Linked DNA regions of Homo sapiens: region 2 is linked to region 1. Evidence: chromatin contacts called from ENCODE Hi-C data. All regions are on one chromosome and are shown on one strand. The core of a region is the stretch at or near the end of the contact, and the rest is flanking DNA. Distances in the headings are between cores, read along the strand shown.

The links. Hi-C counts contacts between places; a loop is a spot of excess contacts on that map.
Region 2: a map of K562 shows a loop between it and region 1 (3-fold over the local background). The contact joins the promoter of NOSTRIN here to the promoter of B3GALT1-AS1 in region 1. A Hi-C loop is called at or near these places in 1 of 168 maps with a recorded cell type or tissue (K562).

What each region holds. Positions count from the first base shown.
Region 1 is chr2:167,938,756-167,944,725 of GRCh38, forward strand. It overlaps B3GALT1-AS1 (B3GALT1 antisense RNA 1), which reads right to left and starts at 2,389. Exons shown (of 5, transcript NR_131227.1): 1 at 2,354-2,389. LOC124907903 (a long non-coding RNA gene) reads right to left here and starts at 864. Exons shown (of 2, transcript XR_007087281.1): 1 at 488-864.
Region 2 is chr2:168,800,857-168,807,809 of GRCh38, forward strand. NOSTRIN (nitric oxide synthase trafficking) reads left to right here and starts at 1,781. Exons shown (of 16, transcript NM_001039724.4): 1 at 1,781-1,817. The coding sequence starts at 1,791. RefSeq lists an enhancer at 1,225-1,724.

The DNA.
Region 1 (5,970 bases), core at 1,139-3,638:
TTTAATGGGTCAAGAAAAAATTAAGAGAACACTTTTACTCTGTTTTTTTTTCTTGCTTGTGTGTTTATTGACTTTCTAATTCAACTCTCCTCCTGTGATACCCAATGGCATAAGTACTTATAAAGTTTACCATAAAAGCTGAACATATACTTAATTTTTAAGCCCTTGGCTCTTCTCCAGACACCCTTCCAAATCACAGAGCTCTAAGGCTGTTATGTCTCGCCCCTGTTCAATCAAAGAGAAGCATTTTTCTCAGCCATTTCCCCAATTTTTACCCAAATTATTCATTCACATCCCCAAAGGCATTTGGCAACAGAGAAATGTGATGTTCCCTCACATTAACCCATTTTAAAAACACTTAAGGAGACAACGTGAAGTCGCCTAATCCCCATATCAGTGCTGCCGACTAATGACAACTCTCTGGGTTCTTGCTTTAGAAGAGAAAACATTTGGTTCATTTTGTGAAGGAAACAAACCAAGACCTTACCTTCTCTGCATTGCCTTTTATTCTTTGAAGCTTGCAGGGACCAACAGCGAGGGTGCTTTGTTAAAAGAGAGGAGAAAGATGGCTCTAGGATTGAGCAAAAGAATTTCATTTCTCACTGGGGAAACCAGACACACCTTCCTGACTATGGACAATCTACCCTGGGCTAAATGTAAACATGTTTATTTCAAAAGAAATTAAACTTTAAAAAGCTCTTTATACTCTTCCTATATTCGTGGCATATATACCCCAAAACCTGACACCCAGCTCAAATGAGGGAGATTTCTGGTGTAAAATAATGTCTTGAAACCCTCTGTCCGCAGACAGAGTCAAGAGACCTCAGTATCCCGCCTTGGTTTTTGTGTGGAGACAATGTAACAGAGGGAAGGAGGACCTGGGTGTTATCATAGCCACTGGTTTGGGCTCTTGCTCTACCACCTCCTCACTTTGGGAGGTGGTAGAGCATATGGGTAACTCATATGGGAAGTTACCCAATGGGAGGTAACTCATATGGGAAGTTACCCAATAAGCTAATGAGGGCTATTGTGAGGATTAAGTGCAATCTTGCTTGTACAGTGCCTGGCAAGGAGTGAGCATTCAGTAAATGGTAGCTATTGTTATTTATTGTGAAAGACTTTACATCCAGAAGGGTTTTTAGGGGAATTTTCAGCATTTCTGTAAAGATTTCCCTCCATTTGGCTCAGAGGGACGTGATGCCCTCAGAGTCCTGTGTTTTCTCATTCTATCATCTCTCTCTCGTTTGCTCAAAAATCTCATATCATACCACAAATAGCCATTTGGTTTCCAGGAAAGATGGAAAGGAAATGATTTCATTAAGCTTCTCTAGCTCTATAGAGTGTGAATAACTATAACGATCACAAAATTTTAAGCCTGAGCTCTTTAATACACCACTGCTTATGCCAACCCCACAGCCTCTCACCATCATCCCAAAGCTGTTTGGTTCAGGTCTGTGATTGTATTTGAGGACACTACACAATGATGTGTTGACTCTGAAAACAGCTTGACCATCAACAATCTAACAATCATAAAATAGCCATAAAATGGTGTTTGTGTGGGCTGTAATATTGGTATTATTCATGGTGGCCAAATAAATTGTGGAAGTGCCACAGTGTTGGGCAGTGACATCTGGATAGCTAATCAGCTGGACCAGCCTGTAGAGAGCTGCATGAGAAACTGAATCATTCTTTTTAGATGAAGCAAATCGAATAAGCATTTCAGTCTCCTGGCAAGAGACACATGGAGCAATCCAGGAAATCAAATGCTCATCCCCATTGCCATTTACTCCTTTAAATAAGTTCCTGCTGGGCACATTTTGGGACATAGACTTACATATACTTGGCCAACAGATGTTATTGATTTAAGGGAGGCGGTCATTGATCTAAACAAGCTTTTCTTGGAGGGATTTTTAAAAGATCATCTCAGCAACTAAAGATTAAAATGTAAACACGGTTTTACCATTCCCATCTCTCCAGGCTGAATCCTATTCTGCTGCCTTAGGCTTTCCCACTCTGGCTTCCACCCAGGATTTCCATGGTGCCTGAAGTGGTCTGTGTTCCAAAATATCCTACATCCCTCAGACATTCTCATTCTCGTCAGGAAGCTGGTCTCTACTAGAGAGTGGAAGGCAGTGATTACCTTAAATGGATTCACAATAATGTGTTAGTAACTGACAGTCTTTAGCACCAGTACCATAGTATTTGTATTTTAAAAGAAACATCCATTAAGTCAAATAAACCCATAATTGATTAAATTTGAGGCTACACGAAAAGGAGTGTATTAGTCCGTCTTTACAGTGCTGATAAAGACATACCCGAGACTGGGAAGCAAAAGAGGTTTAATTAGACTTACAGTTCCACATGGCTGGGGAGGCCTCAGAAGGTGAAGGGCACTTCTTACCTGGCGGCAGCAAGAGAAAATGAGGAGGACGCAAAAGCGGAACCTCCTGATAAACCCATCAGATCTCATGAGACTTGTTCACTATCACGAGAATAGCATGGGAAAGACCGGCCCCCCATGATTCAATTACCTCCCCCTGGGCCCCTCCCACAACATACAGGAATTCTGGGAGCTACAATTCAAGTTGAGATTTGGGTGGCGATACAGCCAAACTGTCGCTGTTGTTTCACAGCTTTCCCTGTGTTTTTACTTAAGAAATTATTCATTTATTCATCAGTAAGTATTTACTCAGAGCCTGTAATATCCTTGTTACTGTTCTGGGAGCTTGCATACCTCAGTTGACAAAACAAAGGTCTCTAACCCTGGGGAGCAGCATGAAACAATATATATCAGACATAATCTAAGTAAATTTTATAGACTTTTAAAGACAGTGGTAAGCGCTTTGGCAAAAGAAAAAGAAGCAGAGTAAGGAGATCGAGAGTACTGGGTAGGTGGGTTGAAGGTTAGAATTTTAAATATAGAATTCAGGGAGGCCACATTGAAGAAGTAATATGTGTGCAGCGTCTTGAAGAAGGAGAGGTAATTAGCTAAGGAGATCTGGAAGAAGCCTGTCTCTGAAGAAACCATGAAAGCAGTGCTTGGTGTGTTAGAGAAACAGCAAGGAGGCCAGCACAGCTGGCGTGCAGAAGCACAGAGGAGGAGCGAGGCCATGGTGGTGACCGAGAGCCAGGGCACTTCAGGATCCTCAGCTCTCCACCCCACTTCCAGCACAGCGAAGGGGTCTTCGGCAGAAAACAAGGAGCGAAAGGGGACACAGGATTCGACTTACATGCAAGAGCTTTTTAGAGGCTACAGATGGATTGTGTTTTCTCAAAGTCAGCACAAGGTACGATGCTCCATATTCAAATAAGAAAAGGAAGTTGAAAAATTGTTGAAAAACCTACACTGCCATTGTCATGTGTTCTGAGCTAGGTGGACAACATATTTGAAGAAAACGTTATTTTGGAGAGGGCTTGGCTCTCCTTCAACCTGGATGGACCCGGGGCAAAGGGTTCCTTGGAGGCTGAATGAATACAGAATCTCAGCCTCAAACGTCTTCAGCACAGGAATGTAGAGAAAGTTCCCTGGCTCAGTCATTGTGGAAAAAATAATCATTTCTTTGCAGCTAAGGACTTCAAGGTGATTTGCTAAAACTTTAAGTTTATGCATCCAATATCTGCTTGTATACTCAGGTGTTTTTTCCAGAGCAGGTGTCTCTGGGATAACATTCTGGGGATTATCATACATTTAACATATTCTCTCTATGATTAAAAGCTTCAGAAACACGACCTCTGGCTCCACTCAGAAAGCTGTCTGATCTCATATTTGCATGATCTTTCTCCTTTAACAGAAAGGGAATTTCTTTCTGTGCAGAGCGTAAGAAATACAAGGCTGAGGGTTAGAAGCATGAGTTCCCAGGAAGACTGCCAGGAGATTAGATCGGATGATCTCTGAAATCCTGTGATCTTTTCAAAATTATGTTTAATGACTCTAAATTTGAGGGAATTAGTATAAATCAGCCATGACAATAATTAATTAATTCAACATTTATTACATAACTGTAAGCTAAGTGGTATGTGTATGGTTGTGGATAAAATAAACATGAGGTTCTTGTGTTTTCACAAGTGCCAACCTCAAATGGTCAAGGCTGTCTGGATTGCTGTAATGAAAAATACTCAGTCTCAATGAGGATTAGAACTGTGATTGATTAGCCATGTCTGCCATGAGCAAATGCAGTCTCCTTGAACAAATGGAGCATAGACAATGGTAACACTCTTCTTAAAAGGCAACACTGAGCTGCTTTCTGAAACTCAGAGGACCCTACCTGTATTACCTGTATTAGTCAGGGTTCTCTTAGAGGGACAGAACTAATAGGAATATATATATTATTAAGTATTAACTTACACATTCACAAGTTCCCACAATAGGCTGTCTGCAAGCTGAGGAGCAAGGAGAGCCAGTCTGAGTTCCCAAACTGAAGAACTTGGAATCCTATGTTTGAGAGCAGGAAGCATCCAGCATGGGAGAAAGATGTAGGCTGGGAGGCTAGGCCTGTCTCCCTCTTTCATGTTTTTCTGCCTGTTTTATAGTCGCTGGCAGCTGATTAGATTGATCCACCAGATTAAGGGTGGATCTGCCTTCCCTAGCCCACTGACTCAAATGTTAGTCTCTTTTGACAACACCCTCACAGACACACCCAGGATCATTACTTTGTATCCTTCAATCCAATCCAGTTGACACTCAGCATTAACCATCACACTACCCAATAGAGTCCAGCATTATATCATTGTTTAACAGTAAATCTCCCAGCCTGGGCAATATGGTGAAACCCCTGCTCTACAAAAAAAAAAAAAAAAAAAAATTAGCTGGGCATGGTGGCTTGCACCTGTAGTCCCAGATACTCTTGAGGCTGAGGTGGGAGGATTGCTTGAGCCCTGGAGTTTGAGGCTGCAATGAGCTGTAACTGTGCCACTGCACTCCAGCCTGGGAAACAGAGCGAGCCCCTGTCTCAAAAAAAATAAACAAATAAAAATAAGTCTCTCTTTCTGATAGAAGGCAAAGAGCTACATAAAACAAGACAGGAAGGATTTGGACTCAGAGGTAATCCCCTTATGGTAGTGAGCATTATCCAGGTAATACTTAAAGTAGTTTAACCTTCTTCTTCTATACCATTCTGGTACCAAAAAGTTCAAGGAAAAATTGACTGATCCCTAAGATAGGTCTAGTCAAGGACAAATCAACTCTTTTTCTCTTTAACCCACAGTAAAGTATCATTCCATGTTTCACAGCTCCTGGCTGATCTTTTCAGCAATTTGCTGCTTAAAGTCTACTTATCTGTCAATCACTCTTAACTTCATTTTGCACAGCTGACTGGTGCTATCACAGCATTCCTTTTATTAATGCATTTAATAGTTGTGGCTTTGAAAGGCTGCCAGCACAGAGGAACAGCTGCAAATATTACTACCCAGCCAGACTGTCCTTTTCTTGAGCTGCCTCCAACTACCATTTGCAATTTTTATAGTCTGGATTCTCTGCTGGTCTGACTGTAATCATTGGTTTTCAACAATATATTTCTCTCGGTAGATTCTTTGTTTCTTACCAGTTGTATTATTGGATTTTCCAACAAATGTTAAATAAAGGTCCATACCACATTGTTTACCATTTCAAGCTTCATATGAAATAATTCCTATAAGAAGCTTACACTATATTGGTGGATTGAAAGGCAATCAAATAGCATAATAAATAAGGGAAAATGGAGATTTAACTGGGAGACGATTTGGCGTGGTGGGAAGACACATGTAAGTTCAAATTCCAGGACTGCCATTTACTGGCTGTGTGACGATGGATAAGTTACTTAAATTCTGTGAGTCTCATTTCCTTTAGCTGTAAATTGGACACAGGAATACCTACTTTGCATAATTTAATAACAACAAAATGCATATGAAAAGCAACTGGAATATGGTAGGCACTCTGTGGTTACTATTTTTAGTAATGATAACTATCTTTTAATAGTTTTAATTAATCATTAA
Region 2 (6,953 bases), core at 531-3,030, 860 kb after region 1:
ATTTGAGTTACATGTTATTAACCTCAGTCTATATCCTGTCTCTAAATTTCTTTTAAAAAAAAAACAAAAAAAGAGATGGGGTGTTGCTATGTTGACCAGGCTGGTCTCGAACTCCTGGCCTCAAGCAGTCTTCCCATCTCAGCCTCCCAAAGTGCTAAGATTACAGGTGTGTGCCACTGTGCCTTACCTAAATTTCTTTTATTATACAGAGTTGCTTTGTCTAATTCTAGCCCTGTGGTAGCTACCCAAGATTGTTGTAACCTCCAGTGATCAAGTTCTTTGGATAAGCAAAGAGGGAGGGCATTAAGTGTGTGGAAAAGACCCCTCCTCTCCACTCTTGTTGCAAGGCAAGTTCTTTTCCTTAATTGTCCCCTGACTCTTCTACGTTGTTTCTGGAAGCTTTTTTTTTTTTTTTTTAGAAGTAGAGTCTCACTCTATTGCCCAGCTTTGAACCCCTAGACCCAAGAAATCCTTCTGCCTCAACCTCTTGAGTAGCTGGGACTACAGGCACATACCACCACATCCTAATTAAAAAAAAAAAATTATAGAGATAGGAATCTCCTGCTATATTGCCCAGGCTGCTCTCAAACTCCTGGCCTCAAGTGACCCTCTAGGCTCGGCCTCCCAAAGTGCTTGGATTACATGCATGAGCCACTGCAACTGGCTTATTTCTAGGGACTTTGAATGGAGCCTGCACACCAGGGGCAGGTGAATGGAGGCTGAGTCAGCCAGTCAGGTGAAAACTGAATGCTTTTAAACTCTGAAGTGTTCCACTGGACTGTGTTGATGGAGCTCCTTTCAAACTGGGGCCTGCCCTTGCCTGCCAGTCAAACAGAACTGTCCACAGTCTAGCAAATGGCTGTCGTACATCAATAGGCCATTCATTGGAAATCTAATGATTGGCAACTGGGACCACAGGTACAGGGAATGCAATAGAACTCAAGCTGTGGTTGAGTTCTTGTTCTGTCTATCCTTTTGAGTGATGAAAAATGAGGCCAGATCTAGGCAATTTTTTCTTTACATTGAAAGCTTAGCCTCTTGATCCTGTTGGGGCTGGAGCGAGTGTGGAGTTAGGCTCAGAGAAGTGGTTAATGTACGCTTTGCTCCTGATAGCTGTTTCTGAACATTCTATAGTTATAGTTCTATAGGTGTAGGTTCCTAGTTGTTTGGTGTCTGGCCCTGTGGGATTTAGGGGGTGGGGGAATATGGGCTTGGTATTTGAGAACTGGGTAACAGAGATGGTGGGGAGGTTTGGGCTCTGGATTTGTTGGTTTGCATATTAAAGGAGTGCTCACAGGCCAGTTGTTTGCTCTCTCTAGGAATTAGCTAACCCTCAGAGAGGCAGTCTGTCTCCAAGTCCATGAGGTCCCCAAAGGTCAAAGCATCATACAATACAGAAAATAAAAAGCATGATTAATACTGCAGGCTGAGAGGATATGTGTTCCTGCACTGTCAGACCAAGCGCAAGAATTGTTGGAGACATGTTACAGCTTCTCTGCCTTCTCTCAATGTTACGCTGTTCAGGACTCAGGATCCTGCCCTCTGAGGGTTTACAGAAGTCATTCTCACTATCTCACACTGGCCGTCTTGACCCAGAGCAGTTCTTTACTTTCTCGGGACACAAACGGGATGAAAGTCCAGGGCTGGGACTTCCTCCTTGGAATGTTTGACAAGGACTGACGTACTCTAGGCCCTTTGAATCCCGGAAGTCCAGGACACACCCAACCTTGATTACAGTGTCCAGAATGCTGGAGCGTAGGTGAAAGGACAAAAGCCAGACACATTTCAACATGAGGGACCCACTGACAGATTGTCCGGTGAGTAGCTCAGTGTGGTTTGTGTGCCTGCGTGTGAGGAGGGTGGAGGGTGGATTTGTATATTAATGGATTTTAACTTAAGAAATTTGAGACACTCAGAAACCAAACACATTTAGATATTGGCTGTGGTGCAAAAGTTTGTGGTTTTTCTTTGGTTCAGTTTAAAAACAGAGCTTTTTCTAGGAAATGACAGGGCAGGTAATTGTCATCTTTCCTTCTCATATTCTTGGAAAAAGTTTTGAGAGAGTAAAGCCTCATATTTGGATCCAGATGGTGGCTGTTTGGAAAACATTCTTAAGACATACACCCATGGTGCCAACATCATGTGTGGTGTGGATACAAAAACACACAGAATGTCTGCAGCCAATTTTTGGCTCTGAGAATAAAGTGAGGGAGGAGAGTTTTTGTGCCTTTTCACCCTCATTTTTTGGAGTCAAGGATCACAAGTCCTGCAGGAGGAAGGATAGACTCCCCACTCTGCCTGGCCTGCAGTGGCTCTCAGACTGGTTTAGCAGCATGTTTGTTCCATGTTTGTTCGTTTTGGTAATGTTTGGAGCACTACCAAAAATATAAGTTTGGTCAGAAGTCCAAAGACATTGTGAGGTCTCCGGCGGCAATAGCAGAGATGTAATTTAGGAGATAAGAAGCAACTAAAATAAAGGGGGGGATATGTTTACTTTGAAAATAAAGTAATTAAGGAGGGTCAGTGTTTTATCCCAACACATGGGGCTGAAAAGCTAAGATTGGTGACATCATAAGCAGGAGGTTGCAGTCATCCTTCATGTATTGATAACACAAACTGTGGGGCGGCAGATAAATGGGCGCTGAGATAAAGTCATAAAGAAAAAGATCAGCAGAGGATTATTGATTTCCTTTTTGTTTATTCAATGGATAAGAAAAGCACATGGTTGGAAAAAATGGAACTATAGTTACTATTGCAGAAAATCAGATGAGCTAAATGAGATGAACTCATAAATGACTAGTAATTTTAATAATGACAACATAGTAGCCAATTCTGCCTAATTTTCCTTTTTTTAAATACAGAAATAATTTGTGCTTAATGTAGAAACAAATTCCAATGATATGGTTATATATAGATTTTTAAGAGTGAAACTTCCCCCTTTAATTACTTCAATCTCAGTGTTCTCTCCATTGTTAATTGTGAATAATTTTTAAGAAGTCTTTTATCATTTATTTTTCTCTCCTTGAGGTTGCTCCCTGACTAAACTGTTAAATCCTCTCCTGTCTCAACACTCCTACCTCAATGTTTTTGTATAGGGGCGGCAGGCCAGGACAGGGATGGGGTAAGTGGCAGCAAAATCTTGGCACTAATAGTAACCAAAGAAGAAAATTAACACCAGGGAAGGGTGCAATGGACAGAAGACAGGGAAATGGTGGGCAGCTTTAATTAAGTTTAAAAAGAGAAGAAGAAATAAATCCATAAAAAAGAAACTGAAGGTCTAACATCCTTTTTGTAGACAGCAAAGTCAAGTCTTCAGACGTGGAGAAATGTTTTCTTTCAGCAGCCCCCAAGGCAACCCATAACCACACTTCTGTGTCTGCTTAAAGCTCCACTCCCTGGCATGCTGAATAGTTCCTTGTGCTATGCTGGGCCAAGGACTCCTGTCCTTGTCTAAAACTTTGAAGGTCATCTGTATGGGCTCATTGCCACCAAAAGTATCCGGGAGTCATGGGGAGGGCGGATATCCCTTCAGCCTGGGTTTCCAAACCCTCTAAACTCACAGAACATTTATTTATTTGCAATTGTTTCATCTTAATCAAGTGTTCAAGTTGATTTCCTGGCACATTCTTAGCTTGTACTTGGGGAACAATGCTATGTGAAGATGAATCTGCGGTTTGGGAACAAAATAAGACAAGGAAATGGATTGCAAATGAGTGCCTCATGAAACATTTAGGTAGTTTTATAAAAGAACCCAAAGCTTTAACCACCTGCAAAATGTCCCCTTCCATGAGTCCCTAGAGTTGCACAGAGCACAGTTCATAAAGTATTAGCTTAGCTACTGTTCTTAACCGGGCCCACACCAATGTACCCATGTATGGAACTCAGTGGGTTGCATGAACTTCAGTGAAAAAAAATCTCTATTTGTACTAATTTCTAACTGAAATTTAGAATTTTATTCAATCCAGAATATAGGCAACAAGCCCCAATACTATTAGTCATATCTGTATAGTGTCTGTGACTTTGTAACCAATAAAAATCAGAAATTTTATGATAACATTACAGTTGTTGCACATATCTAGAAATATTTACATTCACCCTGACTTCAAAATGTTGGTAATACTTAAGATATGTAATTTAGTATGTTAATAAAAAAGCACATAATATCATAATTTTAAAAATACATTCTAAAAAATATATAATTCATTTCCTTTTTAACCCTACGCTACTTAAAAATGTTATTCTGAATCAAATAGGTTTCATGAGACTACAAAAAGGGCTCATGGTACGAAAAAATTTAAAAATCTCTTTTAGATCAAGCTCTAATGGGCAAAATAGACTGACAGCTGGGCCTTTCAACCTCAAAGAGCAAGGTCAGTGTTTGAGTTCAAATTGTTGCCAGGGTGGCATAAGATTGCCTAAATGCTGTGTAGGATTAATCTTGAGAGTGTCAGAACTTATTTGAAAAAGATATCTGTAAGATATCTTTAAAGTTCTGTTTTTGACAAGGAAAAGAATTGGCTCTGGGCCTTGATGTTTCATTGCCTATGAAGGTTTAGGTTTAGCTCTTAAACCTAAAAATATGTCTAGGGAACTCATCTTCAAATCCATGTGCAAGAAAGGCGAAGTAAGATCCAATTATCTCTAAGGGAAAGAATCCAATCATAAGAAAGTATTAATAGCACCTTCCTATCAAACAATCACATAGAAATCAAGGACAAGTAACAAGCTGTAGCCAAATTTTTGCTTTTTACACACTCATACAGTATCCAGGAAGGGGTCTGTCAAAGCAAGTCTTCTGGGCGCCACACAGTCAGCCCCTCCCCGCATGTCATCGGCCATTGAAATGGCACCAGGCTGCTCCTCAGGTTGGTAACCTGGCTCAGATGCCAACCTGAGCTTCCCATCTTGGTGGCTTAGCCTGGATATCAGACAATGACTGTCACTAACTCAGATGGTGCCGGTGCCATGGTCCGTAGCTCCTAGGAGAATCTGACTCGCTGCAAAAATACAGAAGGAGGCTGCATATGGCATGGGTGTCACGTGGCCCACAGCCTCCCCAGTGTGCATCAGTGAGATGTGTAACATGCCATTCCACATTTCTTGGACCTCTGTTTCCTTGTGTGTAAAGTAAAAGGAGGAAAGGATGGAGTAGACTATGCTCTTTAATGTTCCATATCCCGTAATCTATGACAGTCTGCCACAGGGATTCCAAATACTACGCAGATGGTGAACAAGTACATGGAATCCCTTCAGAGAGGGGCAGTGCTTTGAAACATCACCCCCAGTGAATCAGAACTCACATGATATCAGTAGCACAGTGCCTGGCGTAGTAAAGGCAGTCAGCAAAGTTCATTGTGTTAAATTTAAGGGGAATATCATGGTTTCTTTAACACTGTGAGGATCATCACTAATCAAAAAAAATCCTTCTGTACTAGCATCAATAAAAATAAATTTTTCTATAACTTTTTCTAGAACTAAATTTAACCCTCTTAATCATTCAAGCAGAAAGAGCAGGTGGGCCAAGCTTGATATAGGCACTTTATAATCTTTACAAGTCGCCTGTCTAAACATTTCATGTGCTGACTGGCTGGATTACTAAATGTTTTTTGTAATGGCTATATTTATCAACAGAATTTGCTTACAAGTGCTGGGAAGAAACATTTTCCTAATGGCCGAATGGGAAATGTCTGTCAAATAGACCAGTTGTCTATTTGAGAAGGGGTTATTATTTTTTTAGGGGCTCAGGAAGATCCCAGGTATTCCACTACCAGACTGAAATCCCTTTATCAGGGGAGAAAAACCTCATCGTGTTTTTTTCCCCAATAATTAATGGTCCCCAGGAGAAGCAGCATATTAATATGAATTCATATGGAGATGTAGAATCAATAGTAGATTATTCCCTGGAATGAATATTTGATAGGGGGTTAGGATATTTAAAAGCTCAATGGGTAGGAAAAGAACACCAAAATTGCCTTCCACCTGACTGCACTTCTTCTCAGCAAGCTCTTCTTCTTGTGCTGGTTAATGACATCAAGAAGCCAGCTGTATTGCACATAACACTTAAAGGCTACTATAACTTGGAGTAAACTTACTGTGATTATACAGATTAGCCATTTATAAATGTATTTGTTTCTGATGGATTCTCTAATTGATTTTCATACCTAACATTTCTAATCACAACTCTGTCTCTAACTAATTAGGTTATCCTTATCTCTTTGGGTCTTAACTGTAAATAAGGGAATTAGACTTTGGTGGCTTGCAAACTGTGCTCCATGGAACCCTTTCAGAGTCCTCTCTGGTGGGTGGGAGTGTGGTGAGGTAGGAGTGAGACAACCAAAACTAAAGTCAAGTGATTTCACCCCCACAAAGCAGGTAAGTTCCAAGATTTTCTGAACACACACACACACATACATACACACACACACAGAGAGAGAGAGAACTATATGGTCTCTGGAAGTCTGCTGTAGCATTTAAGTGGGTCTGCTTTTCACAGTTTTTGTCTCCAAGTCTCAGTAGATGGTACATAATGAAAAGTACAGAATGATTGATTCTAAATAAGGGTTTATGCTGGGATAATGAAAATATTCTTAGCAAATCTTTTATTTATTGATGTCACCTTTATCTCAATCTGGATCAAGGTTTGTTGGGGGAATTTTTGGCGTATAGTATATAGGATCAAGGGTAAAGATTCTCTCCATTGCTCTTGTAAGCACATCTCTTATCTGATCGCTAAATTAACAACAAGTATGAAGATCTTCTCAACTTGCATGTGCCTGGGCATACTGGCGTTTGAGGTTTGAGGGTGGGTTACAGGTGTACCTTAGACACAAATCCTCTGCACCGTTGAATTGGCAGAGTATGGCTGGGAGCGAGGTACGAGGCAAAGCCATGGGCCAGTTCCCTCTTCCTGGAACAATTTTGTCCATTTACCACACTCTACCAGTACAAATATT